4 separate regions of the Mus musculus genome follow, and all the other regions are linked to region 1. Evidence: chromatin loops called from intact Hi-C (ENCODE). Cell type or tissue: heart. All regions are shown on one strand.

The links. A loop is a pair of places that touch in the nucleus more often than their neighbours do. Peaks named below come from ENCODE experiments on the same cell type or tissue, not always from the same donor. Only the 100,000 strongest peaks of a DNase experiment are listed, where the experiment ranks them.
Region 2: it touches region 1 in a loop (15-fold over the local background); 2 of 42 quality-filtered maps call a loop at or near these places.
Region 3: it touches region 1 in a loop (16-fold over the local background); 2 of 42 quality-filtered maps call a loop at or near these places.
Region 4: it touches region 1 in a loop (14-fold over the local background); 8 of 42 quality-filtered maps call a loop at or near these places.

The regions. Positions count from the first base shown.
Region 1 is chr2:177,072,278-177,076,277 of GRCm38, forward strand. No RefSeq gene overlaps it. Among named protein-coding and RNA genes, the nearest start is that of Gm14413, 95 kb to the right of the region's middle. In heart, no CTCF peak of the experiment used is centred here; a DNase peak (open chromatin) is centred at 1,544.
Region 2 is chr2:177,521,469-177,525,468 of GRCm38, forward strand. No RefSeq gene overlaps it. Among named protein-coding and RNA genes, the nearest start is that of Gm14403, 25 kb to the left of the region's middle. In heart, no CTCF peak of the experiment used is centred here; DNase peaks (open chromatin) are centred at 1,783 and 2,913.
Region 3 is chr2:177,534,087-177,538,086 of GRCm38, forward strand. No RefSeq gene overlaps it. Among named protein-coding and RNA genes, the nearest start is that of Gm14403, 38 kb to the left of the region's middle. In heart, no CTCF peak of the experiment used is centred here; DNase peaks (open chromatin) are centred at 1,955 and 3,235.
Region 4 is chr2:177,314,710-177,318,709 of GRCm38, forward strand. It overlaps the pseudogene Gm14412. Among named protein-coding and RNA genes, the nearest start is that of Gm41986, 6.2 kb to the right of the region's middle. In heart, no CTCF peak of the experiment used is centred here; no DNase peak of the experiment used is centred here.

The DNA of each region.
Region 1 (4,000 bases):
GGCAAGCTTAAGGTGAGGTCTTAGCCAACTAACATTTCCTAACAGCTTTTGAAAGTAATTTAAAGTAAGTAAACTATCTTTTCTTATTTGAATTTTCTGGTCAACAATTTCTTTAGGATATAACTGATGGCCCAAATCTTGAAAAGGATATTGTCTTTGAATCTTTTCTTTCCCAAAATTTTAAAGCTTTTTATATCATAACAAAGGCCTATAGAAATACTCTTTCAGAGGAAGAATCTAATAAAATATCCATATCATGATCAATAAACAGAGTAGGATTCAAAGTCCTAACCTCTTATATTGAAGCAGAAACAAATTTTTGACAAAATGTAGGGCTACTGACCCTTCCTTGAGGAATTCCATTGAAGGGAGTCCAATGATATCACTTCGCGGCTTATTTAAAATTACAAGCAGATACATCAAATGCAAACCTTTTACAACCCTCAAGATGCAAAGGAATACTATAAAACTGATCTTTTAAGTCAATAATAATCTTACACCTACTTTTTGAAACATCTGCTAAAGTAAGTAAGCCAGTTTTCAATGTCCTCTTCTTTTTTTAAAGATTTATTTATTTATTTATTTATTTATTTATTTATTTGTTTGTTTATTTAATGTAAGTACACTGTAGCTGTCTTCAGATACACCAGAAGAGGGCATCATATTTCATTACAGGTGGTTGTGAGCCACCATGTGGTTACTGGGATTTGAACTTCGGACCTTAGGAAGAACAGTCAGGTGCTCTTACTCACTGAGCCATCTCACCAGCCCTTGAATGTCCTCTTAAGTCCCAGGGTCATTATCCTTTCATACATCTTAGGTTTTGAACTTTATTTTGGGTCATTGGAATAACCAGTCCTTTGGAGGTGAGGGAGTACATCAGCTCCAGTGCCTACTAATCCTTCCAAACAGTTTCCTTCAATTAGTACTTTAAGGTTAGGTCTCTTAATAGCAACAGATTGGACCCAGTACACATCAGTGAAACCAAAGCCACCTTGTCCTCTCACACATTTAGCAGATGCAAGGGAACTAAATTAAGTTGAACAATTCTTTTGTTAGCAGGTACAGTTATAATGGGGCAGCCATAATTCTAATTTCTCCTGCATAATCATTGTCTGTAATATGTGAATAGATCTGTAGTATTTTTATAATAGTGCTGCTTCAGTCCTGAAGTTATCCCACGTCCCTGGAGGCAATGGGCCAAAAACTCCTGTAGGCAGTGTTTGGACCCCCATTTCTGAGGTCAGTACTGGCGATCCTAAAACTCAGTAATCTCCCTGCCTCTGTGCTCTAATTTGGTTCTCTGTCCATACCTGATGGCCACAAAGGCCAGGAAAGCCAGCAAGGCCATAATATCTGTCTTGTGTTTCCTGCTCTGTGCTGTAGTTTGCTCATAACCATCATGTGGAACATACTTGTAGTGGACCTGAACCCAGTCAGAAGCAACAGAACAAGATCTTGTTTCCTAAAATCTCTGTTTAATTTCTGTAATTACTAATATCCTGACCAACCACCCACTTGCAGGACAAATTGGTGACTCCAATGTAAGCTGATTGATGGGCTATGCAAGCTATTCACCTTCATTCTAGCAGGAAGAAGAAGTGCCTCCTGAGTGCAGTGCTTAGACATCAGGCAAGTTCTAAATTTGCACAGCAATGAACAAAGGGCACTGCCCACAAAGGGGAGAAGCAGGCAGGCAAGCAGCATTGATCTGGAATCTTAGCCCCTCCCAAGGAATTGGCGGGAGAACAGACAGATCAGCTATTGGAGGAGACTCACTACTGCTACTGTCCTACAAAGCCGCAGATCTGAAAAAGGATTGGCCCAGGCTGGAAACACTAAGCTGTGTACTTTTAACACACTCTAACTTTAAGGGTGGTGTTCCTGTCTTTCAAGACTCAGTAGCCAATCAGAACCCCACACGGAGCTGCCAGTCAGAAGAGGAGGTGGCTCTTCCTGGTACTAAGCCCTCAAGTTTCTCTCTGTAACTCAGGTGACCTGAGTGTTTCTATGTGTTGCGTTCTTACTGTCTTCAGTGAGTGCTGCGAGGTAGCTCAGGCAAGCTCAGAACTTCAGACATGGTAAGTACAAAGTCATCTCCCATAAAAAAAGGGGGGGGGGGCAAGCTTCTTAGCAAAGGATGCCTGTGTAGTAGGTCTTAACAGCGCATGGATGGTAAGCATCAGCCAGGTATATCGGGCCACCTGTGCCCTCCTTTGTGGACCTAGTCTCTCCTTGGACCCGGCTGTAGCCTCTGAATAACTTTATTGTCTGGCAGCATCTGGACAAAATCTTTGTGTCAGGGGCTTGTGTGTGGAAATACACTTGGCAGGACGAGAACCAGAGGAACAGCTTACTGTGTACACTGTCAGGTAAAACAGTGCAGACAAGAGCTAGGTCACAGACCAAAGGAAAAGGGAGTGTGCTGCAGGGATCACTGTTATGGAGAAGGACCTGATTCAGGCAGTGAGAATGATTTTGTAACTTCACAGACTGCATTCATTTCTGCATGTAATTTAGTAAAACTAGATTGGTGGGTGTTTTGTTTGGACAGGTTAGCTTGAGCCAGTGGGTAATGAATTCCCATTTTAGGATCTGTATTATGTAGATTTGTGCAATCCTTGTTGACATATTTAATTGAGCTCAGAAATGTAAAACACATGCCATTAGCTGTCTCTGTGTATGTCTGTCACATTATAGATCTCAGTAGTTAACAAAGCACTTAGGGGCAAGGTCAAACACTATCTCATTAATGCCATTCCTTCTACAAAGAAAGGCCTGATCCTTTTCTAATCAGTACAGTGACAAATTTTTTAAAATTATATATTTTTCCTTTTTAAAGATTTATTTATTTATTATATGTAAGTACACTGTAGCAGTTTTCAGACACTCCAGAAGAGGGCATCAGATTTCTTTATGGATGGTTTTGAGCCACCATGTGGTTGCAGGGATTTGACTCAGGACCTTCAGACTAGCAGTTGGTGCTCTTAACCACTGAGCCATCTCTCCAGCCCTTGGTATTACTTTTTAAATTCCATTTTCTTTATGCATAGGTGCCCTGATCTGTTACTTGTTTCTATTCTCCAATGTTTCCCAGAAAACAACAGATTCATTCCTATTTGTAAAGAAATTACATATCTGTCTGTTTACAGCAACATCTGTAGTTCAGGCTTCCCTTATGCCATGTACTTCATACTTGCTTTGAGCATTTGAGCCTAAAAACTTCCTTGCTCTTTCTGAGGGTAGAAGACTGATGGCTTAGGTGATTATCACCTGTAGCCTAACAGCTGAGGATTAAGCAATGTGGCCTTTGCTCTATCTCAGAAGGAACTGCTGGGCTCTAACTTTTAGCCTGCAAGTCAGAAGTCACAGGAAGAAAATGGGATGCTCAAAGAAGTGGTTCTGGAGTTTATTACTAAGTTGTCAAAAGTTACCTATGAAAGCTATCTAAGAGGAAAAGCAAAAAGATCCTAAGTGGGGAAGGGCAAAAATCTTCTCCTTTCTCTTTTCCTTATCTCTTTGTCCTCACTACTTAAACATCTTTCAGTATACACGATCACATGTTACCAAGTTCATCACAAGTTCTCACAAAAAATCAAATCATAAACTGAAATAGAAGTTTACAACAGAGAATGGTTACATGCATATCCATTAGGAGTAATTACTAATGGCTAAGTATCCATCGCCTGTATCAGATCCTCAGGTTCCCTGAAGGTTTAAAACCATAACTAAGTTATTAGTAAAGTTTTGTAGAGATAAACACAGTCCTATATCGTTTTCTAGGAACTATTTCTAGCACCTATAATAAATCATTAGTTTCCTTTTTATGACGTTTGGTAAATTGTTTTACAACCTCTTGGAATGTGCTCTGAGTAGGAGAAAGTCTGATTACTATCTAAGAGCAATTAATTGGTGATGCTTGGGAGACTGGTGGAGTTTTCTTTGCAGTTTTGAGTATCAGAAATTTATCTAATAGCGGTCCGACTATAATCAGTTTAAT
Region 2 (4,000 bases), 450 kb after region 1:
AGCCCTGAGTTACTACTTAAGCTAACTTTGTAACCAGTGTTATACCTTTTTAATCATACCCAAATAACTTATAAGCCAATTCTCTATGACCAAGATATGCAGATCATATTTATACCTTTAAGACCAATCAGAAACCAAATGAAGTGGCTACACGAATCTTGTAAATTTAGATCAAAGAATTTTACTTTTTATAGCTATACTTATAAGATAAAAACACACTTTGTCATTTGCTAAACACAATAATCACAAAATTGCAGAGAATTTTTTAGGAAGAAACAACTATCAGCTTATTTGCCTTAGAACTAAGAGGTTGTAGATTCCTTTTTTTAAAAAACAAGTTTTTCAGCAGGACCTCTCTTGCTGTGCTTGATTTTTGGCTAAAGGGAGGGGCCTCTAAGCCTCAGTTGTGCAAACTGAGAGTGATTCAGCCGGTACAGTTTTAACCATTGTTTTTTCTTTTCTTTTCAACATGAAACATAAAACAGCCAGTCATTCAGACAACGAAACAATCATTCAGACAACGAGACAAAAAACATACATGAATTGACGTGATTGGTGCACCAAACATAGACAATAGAAAGAGGGTAGAGAGCTTCTCCTGTAGGGGCCAGAGAGAATAAAACAGGGTGTCCCCTGATTTCTCTTTGTCCCTGGAAGAGTTCAAAAATCCATTTTCCTCTATCCCTTCCTTTCCTTTCTTGCTTCTAAGAGGCAGCTTGTCAAACCCAAGATTAAAATCCAAAATTTTCTTACAGCTTCTAAAACTTTTAATTTATTTAATCTTAGGGCAAATTTTTGAGAAAACACACAATCTCTATACACTAAATGTCTCAAATAGCCTAAAAGTTTACCATGCTGAATCTTTTTTGAAGCCATTATCAGTCCACACTTAGTCAAATATTTTATAGCCATCTGCAAAAACGCTCTCTATTTTCTGCAACCAACAAAAACGCCATCAACAAAATGAATTATATATGTTTTAGGAAATGCTTTCTTAACTTCCAATAAAACCTAATCTATGAATTTTTTGACACAATGTAGGATTGGGGAGTTGTAAAAAAGGTAACAGTAAGAATTGAGCTATATTTTGACCTTTATGAAGTCTCTTTGAAACCCATTTTTATTTACTCTAAACGTGTTATTGCAAATCTCTAGCAAGGGCCCCGGAGGAAGCATGGCTGGGCCCAACACACAACTTCCTATCCCAGAGAGTTCTGTCAAGGTAAGCTGAACTGACTTGAAGGGAAGCTGCCTAGCATCTGAAAGCAGGGTAAAATTTCTAAATAAGGCTAAAGCAGAAACATTTAATATAGACCATAGTACATCAGTGGAAGAGGCCCCCTCCCCCCCCCCTTTTCGTCTAGGCCCATCGAGGCCTCGGTTCATCCAGGTCTGAGTGCTCAGCCACGGGCATGCCTGCAATGGCAGAATGTTCTTGCTCAGACCCGCTGCCTAAAAGTTTACCATGCTGAATCTTTTTTTTTAAGCCATCATCAGTCCACACTTAGCAAATTCTGAGGCATTATCTCTTTGTGTCTTACCAACAAGGCTAAAGCAGAAGCATTCAATATAGACCACAGTAAATCAGTGGAAGAGCCCCCCCCCCGCCCCCCGTGCCCCCCTCCGCTCACCTTAGTCTAGGCTCACCGAGGCCTCTGTTCATCTAGGTCTGAGTGCTCGGCCACGGGCGGGCCTGTGATGGCAGAGTGTTCTTGCTCAGACCCACTGCCTTAGGCCGCAGAAGTCCCGAAGCCCCAGCCTTGGCCTTCAGGCCTAGCCAGTGGCTGCCTCGAGGGCAAAGGCTCCTGGCATTTGTAGGGTAGGGACCGAGGCTGCTCCCGGGCTCCTCGGGCTCACCCAGCATGGGCTGAGGCCGTAAGGGGCCCGGGGCGAAGAAGGCCACACTCCCGAGCTCGCTGTGCTCTCGGTTGGAACCCTGCACAATCTCCCGTGGGGGTTAGGGGGTTGTCTGCAGTTGTTATTAGGGGAGACGGGCCTTGTAAGGGGGGGCCCTCTGGCCGTTTCCCTGGACCGCAGTTACTAGGGTGTTCTGTGTTTGTGTAGGGCATTCTCTAGCAAAAATGTCTATGTTGGTTGCATCTATATCAAGTTTTTTCTCCTATATTTACTTGTAGAGCAGCCCTAATGGCCAGGTTAATAGACTTAGAAACTTGTTGAGAAAACACATCTACCTCATTTCAAAGCTTGATCATACCATTTATACCTAAACTCTTGGTTTTACTTCTCAGGGCAGCCCTAAACTCTGACTTCCAAGTTAAATATTGGCCTCTAGTGAGGACAGACTGAACAACTTTATTTCATTCATTGGGTATTAAGTAGCCTTCTCCTGCTAAACCTTCTAATAGAGATACTGTGCACCGGTGGCTTAGTTTCGCTTTTGTGAGATGGCGATGGTGATCGGGAGTTTTCTAAAAAATCTTCAGTAAGGGCTAGGAGGCTAGCACCTTTTCCGCCCTTTTCTGCCTGCTCAAGGAGGTCTCTGATGATTCCCCAATAACTAAAAAGGACTTGGGGACATCTTCTCCTTGTTTTATCAACGCATCAATATCTTTGCCTACTTTATTCTAAGTTAAAGGGTGTATTTCAGAACCATTCAATACCAGCCATGGACATCTCTCGTCCACAAAACAAAAATATTTTATTAAATTCCTTTTTTTTTAACTCTTATCCCTCTCTCCTTAAGAGAACACTTCATCTCTTGAATAAAGACTGCCTCTTTGGACAGAACCTTCCCCATAGTTAATGGGACAACAACTGAATGCCTAGGCTTACCTCTCAGACGACCGTCCTCGACACTTGAGCGAAGTGGCGGTGGACTGTCCCACTGTCTCACTGTCTGCGCGGTACCTCTTTAATCTGCTGTCCGAAGGGTGGTCGTACCTTGTGCCCCACGTTAGACGCCACTTGACCCGTCCAACAGGTCCAGTTATTAGAGGGTCTCGAGGGGACCTCCTCCTAAGAACCAAATGGGGGGTAGAGAGAGACGAGGGTCTTGCGGGAATAACAACACGGAAACCTTTCTGGAATGCATCAAAGCCCCAAATGTATTGAGAAAGGCCCAAGGCTTAAATGCACAAGCAAAAGGGGAAGTACAGATACTTATCAGTGGGAGGGGTGGGGCAATACAAGCAAAAGGAGAAGTACTTATCAGTGGGAGGGGGCAATATAATTGCACATTCTTAGGCAGTTACACGGGGAAGCAGGAACTTGGTGGTATCAGGGTGTGGTCAGGACATCAGTGATGACTTAGGGCTGGAACATCCCGTGGTTGTTCTCAGAATCCATGTGTTGGTGGCCCGCTTTTGACCCCCTTTTCTTTTCAGGGGGAGAGGCCCAATTCAGAGATCAAGAGTTGTCTTAATAGCTCCCAACAGAGATGTGAAAAAACGTCTGTTCCTCCCAGATAGAGGATGTTGAGAGATAGGAGATGGCTTCATCCAAATATTGTTTGGTGCATCAGTGATATTTCTTGTTGCTTTGAATAAATATCCAACAAAAATATCTTAGAATTATGGAAAGGAAAGTTTTATCTTGTTTTGTTAGAGTCTATCATGGTGAGAAAGGCAGGGTGGAAAGTGGGAGATAGGATGGGGAGGGCTAGGAGGCATTTGGGGATGAGTGGGAGACAGGTGGGAGTGGGATGCAGATGGGGAGAGGGAGGCAGGGTTGGAAGTTGGAAAGTAGCCTGTCGTATTCCATCTGTGGTCCAAATAGATGAAGATGAAAGGTTTTCCTCTCACTTTCTCCTTAAGCTGGGCCACCAGTTGGAGGCATTCCATTTTGGGTGGCTCTTCACTGTTTTTGGAAGCTTCTGTCAAAACACCCAAACACACACAGAACTGTGTCTCTTGCCCAAGAAGGGGAGGAATATTTTTATTGTTCTTGTAGGAACATGGTTGACATAGTCAGCTACCTGCATCATTAACAAAGCCATCCAACATGAGTGATGCCTTGGGGAGTTGAATCCCTGGAGTTTGCT
Region 3 (4,000 bases), 460 kb after region 1:
AGTCTCCCACTATTATTGTGTGAGGTGCAATGTGTGCTTTGAGCTTTACTAAAGTTTCTTTAATGAATGTGGCTTCCCTTGCATTTGGAGGATAGATATTCAGAATTGAGAGTTCCTCTTGGAATATTTTACCTTTGATGAGTATAAAGTACCCCTCCTTGTCTTTTTTGATAACTTTGGGTTGGAAGTTGATTTTGTTAGATATTAGAATGGCTACTCCAGCTTGTTTCTTCGGACAGTTTGCTTGGAAAATTGTTTTCCAGCCTTTCACTCTGGGGTAGTGTCTTTTTCCTGAGGTGGGTTTCCTGTAAGCAACAAAATGTAGCCAGTCTGTTAGTCTATGTCTTTTTATTGGGAATTGAGTCCATTGATATTAAGAGATATTAAGGAAAAGTTATTGTTGCTATTATTTTTGTTGTTAGAGTTGGCATTCTGTTCTTGTGGCTGTCTCCTTTTAGGTTTGTTGAAGGGTTACTTTCTTGCTTTTTCTAGGGCATATATTCCGTCCTTGTATTGATTTTCTTCTGTTATTATTCTTTGAAGGGCTGGATTCGTGCAAGGATATTTTGTGAATCTGGTTTTGTTATGGAATACTTTTGCTTTCTCCATCTATGGTAATTGAGAGTTTGGCTGGTTATAGTAACCTGGGCTGGCAGTTGTCTTCTCTTAGTGTCCGTATAACATCTGACCAGGATCTTCTAGCTTTCATAGTCTCTGGTGAAAAGTCTGCAGTAATTCTAATGGGCCTGCCTTTATATGTTACGTGATCTTTTTCCATTGCTGCTTTTAATATTTTGTCTTTATTTAGTGCATTTGTTATTTTGACTACTATGTGTCGGGAGGAATTTCAATTCTGTTCCAGTCTATTTGGAGTTCTGTAGGCTTCTTGTATGTTCATGGACATCTCTTTTTTAAGTATGGAAAGTTTTCTTCTATAATTTTGTTGAAGATATTTGCTGGCCTTTAAGTTGAAAATCTTCATTCTCGACAACTTCTGTTATCTATAGGTTTGGTCATCTCATTGTATCCTGGATTTCCTGGATGTTTTGAGTTAGGATCCTTTTGCATTTTGCATTTTCTTTTATTGTTGTGTCCATGTTCCCTATGGAATATTCTGCACCTGAGATTCTCTCTTCTATATCCTGTATTCTATTGCTGATGCTCACTCACATCTACGGTTCCTGATTTCTTTCCTAGGGTTTCTATCTCCAGAGTTGTCTCCCTTTAGGTTTTCTTTTGTTTCTATTACCTTTTTAGATCCTGGATGGTTTTGTTCAATTCCATCTCCTGTTTGGTATTGTTTTCCTGTAACTCTCTAAGGCATTTTTTGTTTCCTCCTTAAGGGTTTCTAGCTGTTCACCAGCGTTTTCCTGTATTTCCTAATTAAAATCCTCCATCATCATCATAAGAAGTGACTTTAGACCCATGTCTTGCTTTTCTGGTGTGATGGTGTATCCAGGACTTGCTATGGTGGGAGAGTTTGGTTCCGATGATGCCAAGTAACCTTGGTTTCTGTTGCTTCTGTTCTTAAGTTTTCGTCCTGCCCTCTGATTATCTCAAGTATTTGCTGCCCTCAATATATCTGATTGGAGCCTGTCGTTCCTACAATCCCAGTTGATTCAGGACCCCTAGAGTCCAGCTTTCTCTGTGATCCTTTGCTTGTGGGCTCCCGTGAATCTGAGATTCTGAGTGTGTCAGGGATTTTGGCAGTCAAGCTTCCTCTGAGACCCTGAAATACTGGTGTGACCAAGCTCCTTTTATCCTAGGATCCTATTGTCAAAGATCCTGGGCATGTTACAGTGCCTGGAGGTAGTGTTTCCTTTGAGGAGCGTGGAGCTCTCTGGTCCTAAGTTAGTGTAGACAGTCCTCTAGGGACCGTGGGGGTGTCCGCCAACTCTGCACACAAAGTGACCAGGTACTGGCACCAACTGGAAGGGACTTGTAACTCTGGTCAGGCGGGTTTTCTGGGTCCCTAATGCTGTCACAGGTCCCGTGCCCGATGGATTGGAACAGAAGTTGTGTTCCACACACCAATGGTCCTAAGATCACGTCCTCTAGGGACCTTAGGGGTGTTCGCCAAGGTGACCCTGTGCTGGCACCGACTGGAAGGGACCATCTGGTGTAATTCTAATAGCCCTGCCTCTATATGTTACCTGACCTTTTTCCCTTACTGTTTTCAATATTGTATCTTTATTTAGTGTGTTTGTTGTTCTGATTATTATGTGTCAGGAGATACTTTTCTGGTCCTGTCTATTTGGAGTTCTATAGGTCCCTTGTATGTTCATGGCATCTCTTTTTGGTTGGGGAAATTTTCTTCTGTAATTTTGGTGAAGATATTTACTGGTGCTTTGAGTTGAAATTCTCCATTCTCATCTATACCTATTATCTGTAGGTTTGGTCTTCTCTTTACATCTCAGATTTCCTGCATGTTTTGGGTTAGGATTATTTTGCATTTTGCATTTTCTTTGATTGTTGTATCCATGTTCTCTATGGAATCTTCTGTACCTGGGTCTCTCCCTTCCATCTCTTCTATTGTTGTGATGCTTGCATCTAATGTTCCTTATTTCTTTCCTAGGGTTTCTATCTACAGAGTTGTCTCCCTTTGGGTTTTCTTTATTATTTCTATTTCCATTTTTAGATCTTGGATGGATTTGTTCAATTCTATCACCTCTTTGGTTGTATTTTCTTGTAATTCTTTATGGGATTTTTATCTTTCCTCTTTAAGGTCTTCTACCTGTGTAGCAGTGATTTCCTATAATTCCTTGAGGGACTTTTTGTGCTTCCTTTTTAAGCGCTTCTACCTGTTTACTGGTGATCTCCTGAATTTCTTTAAGTGAGTTATTAATGCACTTCTGAACATCCTATACCAGCATCATGAGATAAGATTTTAGATTCGAATCTTGCTTTTCAGGTGTGTTGGCGTATTCAAGACTCGCTGTGGTGGGCATACTGGTTCTGATGAGGCTCAGTGGTCCTGCTTTCTGTTAGTAAGATTCTTTCATTTGCCTTTCGCCATCTGGTAGTCTCTGGTGTTAGATGTTCTACCTGTCTCTGGTTGGAGCTTGTTCCTCCTGTGATTCTTTAACCCCTGTCAGCATTCCTGGGAGACTAACTCTCTCCTGTGTCCCAGTGGTCAGAACAGTCTCTGCAGGCAAGCTATCCTCTTGCAGAGAAGGTGCACAGAAGTCTGGAGCTCAGATCCACCTCCTGATTCCTGAGGTCAGAGCCCTCCCCAGAGGCCGATTCTCCTCTGGCAGTGAAGGTGTCCATGCTGCGTGCCAGCTCTGTCTTCTGGCTGAGGATGAAGGCCTGAAGGGAACCTGTCCAAGAAACTTGGTTGCTTCTGCTGCCCATGTACTCTTCTGCATAAACTGGTTTCAGTGATCCCAAAATTCTGGGTGTGCTAGGGCCTGCCTATGTCCTTTGACCCTGTTTTTGCTAGCACAAGACCCTCTGGATTTTTTGGAACTGATGTTGCGTTCCACTCACCAGTGATCTCAAGGAACTGGGTGTGCTAGTGTGCCAGCCGTGTGGGGAGTCCTCTGGGGATCTTAAGGCCCTCCACAGAGACTGCCTCAAACACTCTTAAACAATTACTGCTGTCTCATTTATCCCTAAAAGCAATTCAACAAATCTCATCGATTTCTCTCTATTCTTTTTTCTGATTATAGCTCTGGGCAGCCTCTACTATCGATCTCTGTCTCTTCTTTCTGAGCAGCCTGTCTGTCTGTACTGCACCTCCAAGCTCAAACCATCTGGGACAGACAGAAATCTTTGAGAAGGGCCCATGGCAAATCCAGACCAACAAGGATGTCCGGATCAACTTGGAGGATTTTGGTGAGTCCCAGCACATTCCACGAACCCAAGAATTATGCAAACCAATTCAGCTCAACTTTTGTTTTAGTTGTGAACTTGCACAACTTGGTAAGGAACCAGTTGGCTCAGCAAAACCAGCAACTCCGCTAAGAATCCAATTTTCCCCATCCCTTAATTTCACATC
Region 4 (4,000 bases), 240 kb after region 1:
TCTCCTGTATGTGTTCGCTTATGTATTCGGAGATGACTGCTTTGTGCAAAGGCTTTACCACATTGTTTACATTCATAGGGTTTCTCTCCTGTATGTTTTTGTTTATGATTTTGGAGGTCACATTTTCTTGCAAAGGCTTTTCCACATTGATTACATTCATAGGGTTTCTCTCCTGTATGTGTTTGCTTATGTTTTTGGAGGTCACAGTTTCTTGCAAAGGCTTTTCCACATTGATTACATTCATAGGGTTTCTCTCCTGTATGTGTTCGCTTATGTATTTGGAGATGACTGCTCTGTGTAAAGGCTTTACCACATTGGTTACATTTGTAGGGTTTCTCTCCTGTATGTATTCGTTTATGTTTTTGGAGTTCACAACTTCTTTTAAAAGCTTTACCACATTGGTTACATTCATAGGGTTTCTCTCCTGTATGTGTTCGCTTATGTTTTTGGAGTTCACAACTTCTTTTAAAAGCTTTACCACATTGATTACATTCATAGGGTTTCTCTCCTGTATGTGTTCGCTTATGGATTTGGAGAGTACTGCTTTCTGCAAAGGCTTTACCACACTGTTTACATTCATAGGGTTTCTCTCCTGTATGTGTTCGTTTATGTTTTTGGAGGTCACTACTTCTTTTAAAAGCTTTACCACATTGGTTACATTCATAGGGTTTCTCTCCTGTATGTGTTCGCTTATGGATTTGGAGAGTACTGCTTTCTGCAAAGGCTTTACCACATTGTTTACATTCATAGGGTTTCTCTCCTGTATGTGTTCGTTTATGTTTTTGGAGGTCACATTTTCTTGCAAAGGCTTTTCCACATTGATTACATTCATAGGGTTTCTCTCCTGTATGTGTTCGCTTATGTTTTTGGAGGTCACAGTTTCTTGCAAAGGCTTTTCCACATTGATTACATTCATAGGGTTTCTCTCCTGTATGTGTTCGTTTATGTTTTTGGAGGTCACCACTTCTTGCAAAGGATTTACCACATTGGTTACATTTGTAGGGTTTCTCTCCTGTATGTGTTCGTTTATGTTTTTGGAGGTCATCACTTCTTGCAAAGGCTTTTCCACATTGGTTACAGTCATGGTGTTTCTCTCCAGTATGTTTTATTTCATACCTTTGACTATGACTCTCATATGCAAAGGCTTTACCACATTGAATGAACTCAGAGGGTTGCTCTGCAGAACAACTTCTTTCATGCCTACAAATACAATTAGCATATGTGAAATCTTTCTTACATTGATTATACTGATGAGTCTTTTCATCTGTATGAATTCTTTTAAAATTTGGTTTCATTGAAAAGAGCAATCAAATGTTAACATAATATTACTTTGTTTACATTCAAAGGAGTTCTACTAAATTATGGATTGTTTTACATCTTTGAGGGTACATGAAATGGGAACAGTACTGATTATCTGGCTCACCTTTATAACATACTTTTTCTATAAAAGGTTACTCACATATTTGAAAAAAAAACAGGAAGAACTCACAGTATTTGCACAATGATTGCATTCACAAATTTTGTTATCATGAGAGTAATACTACATTTGGAATATGAACAAATGTAAAAGAAAAAAATTCTACTGCCTAAATTCTCATCACTATTTTCAGCAGTTTGAGTTGGTAAATGTCCCCAGCAATGTTCGGAAACAAATTATTTATAAACTTATAGGACATTTAGAATGTTGCTGAAAGTATGTTATACTGCATATCCTCTAATTGTTCTGTAAAAGTGAAAGGTATGTGGCTTCTTTCAATACTCCAATGCTCACAAGGCTTGTATCCTTCCTAACCTTTGACATCCACATCAAAAGTGAATAACAAGTGAAAATTCCACATTACATCCAGAGCTGACTTTTTTTTTCATCACAGAGATGTGGTAGAGAGATTAAGGTTTTTCCACAAAACCATTCTTGAATCTTATGAACTGTTCATATCACTAAATTTAGCAATGTTATTACAAGTATATCATCAAGCTCAGATATACTATGGATTATTTGCTCAATACTAGGTTTTAGAAATATACTTGTCACCTAATCACTGTGTGTTCCTTTTGCAATAGTTAAGCGATATAAGACTGAAGACACTCACACTTGTACAGCATAGCTCTACTAGGCTTGATTTAAACAGTAACATATCTGTTAAGCCATTATTTCTCTTTCTTTGAACTAAAGGAATGCCTTGCAAACAATAATTTCATATCTGCCATAGACATATATGATTTTATGAAATTCAGTAAACATCCATGACTGAAATCAGTGCTTATTGTACCCTAGTGGTTTTCTTTACTACTTGTAGCACATGTTAAACTTTCTTCATAGGCATTTTTTTCATCAGCTTGCAGAGGAAAATTACCTTCCATGACTTCTAGAAGTTTGAAAATGGTCTTCAATTGTATGTTCTTCCCAAATGTAACCTAAACCCAGTACCAGAGAAAGTATGTTACATTATTGGCAATTAGGTAACATTTAAATTACTAACTCCATTGAACTTTAAAACCATGAGTGATTTATTCAACATATTATTCCTCACTCTCAATTGAAATTACAAAAACAAATAACAATAACAAAGAAACAGTTGTGCATACACGTTACAAAGTAAATTTAAAGAATCACAATATTACCTATAGCTGTGAGATTTCTATGGGTCTCTAGCATCACATCTTTGTAGAGACTCTTCTGAGAAGGATCCAGCAAAGCCCACTCTTCCTGAGTGAAGTTCACCTGCACATCATCATAGGTGACTAAATCCTAAAAGATCCCAAACGTGTGTACATATATATGTATATATATATATATATATATATACACACACACACACACACACACATATATATATGATACAGATAACAGTGTAAAGGTGTACTTCAAAATGAATATTCGCTGACTGCACTGCCCAACCACATAGTACTTTTTAATCCAGTCTTTCACAATTGGACAACACAAACTTAAATTAATTAATGATCTCTGGGAACCTGACGCTTTCATATTAAGATGTTGGGTTTGGAACCAAGTAGAATGCTGCTAGACCTTCCCCATTTTTGTTCCCTGAGACCAAATATACAAGAGTTCCCTTAAGACTGCAGTTTCCTCTCACCTACCCATGTCACCTGTAGATACAAAAGACTTTTTTCCATCTCCCCTTCCCTACTTGCCAGATGTCCCCAACCCTTCTTAGCCCCCAACTATGGGCAGATACCCCAATCTCAACCATAGTCAGTTCTCCCGAAGAGCAAGAAGTCTGTCTAAAGAACAAGCCCACTATCTGTTATCCTAGACACAATTCTCATAGTAGCCCACAGAACTGCAACACAGTATCAGGGAAAGCTTCCTCTGCCCATTTCCATGTGACCAATTTTCAACTTTTTTTCAATAACTAAGGCAACTACACCAGGAACAATGTGAACTTGACTAATGTTACCTGTGCTAGTGTGTGTATAGAAATAAAATAAAATCATATTTCATGACTCCAATAAAGATAACTCAAAGTCACCCCTAAACTGTTATAAATTTGACCCTAGTTACTACTGATCTGTCTTCTGAACAGAGAGGCCCCATGCTCTAGAGCTCCCTCTGTCATTATAGATGATCAGAAAGTTGAGCTATTGTTCTATAGCTGTTCATGACCCTTAGTGATTTCAGGCTAAACCAGACCCACAGGAGCCCATATACAAAACAATGATGAATGATAATTTAATGTCTGCTTCCTGCCATATGCATTACATTCCAATCTATCCTATCCACCCACCCAGCACCATCAACACCTGAGAAACTTCTGCATTTCAGAAGCTCCTTTTGTAACCAAGAATTGAATTTCTGTGAATCATGCCATTTTGACAATAGGTAACAGAAAGGTAAAAGGAATCTAATCAAATATTTCTGAAGGATGATCACTGTCAGATCTTTACAACTAACTTCTACACTATAAAATTAGTCACACAAACCTGAATACGGAAGGGTCAAGAATTCTAGAAATCAAACCATTACTTTTCCAATGCTGTC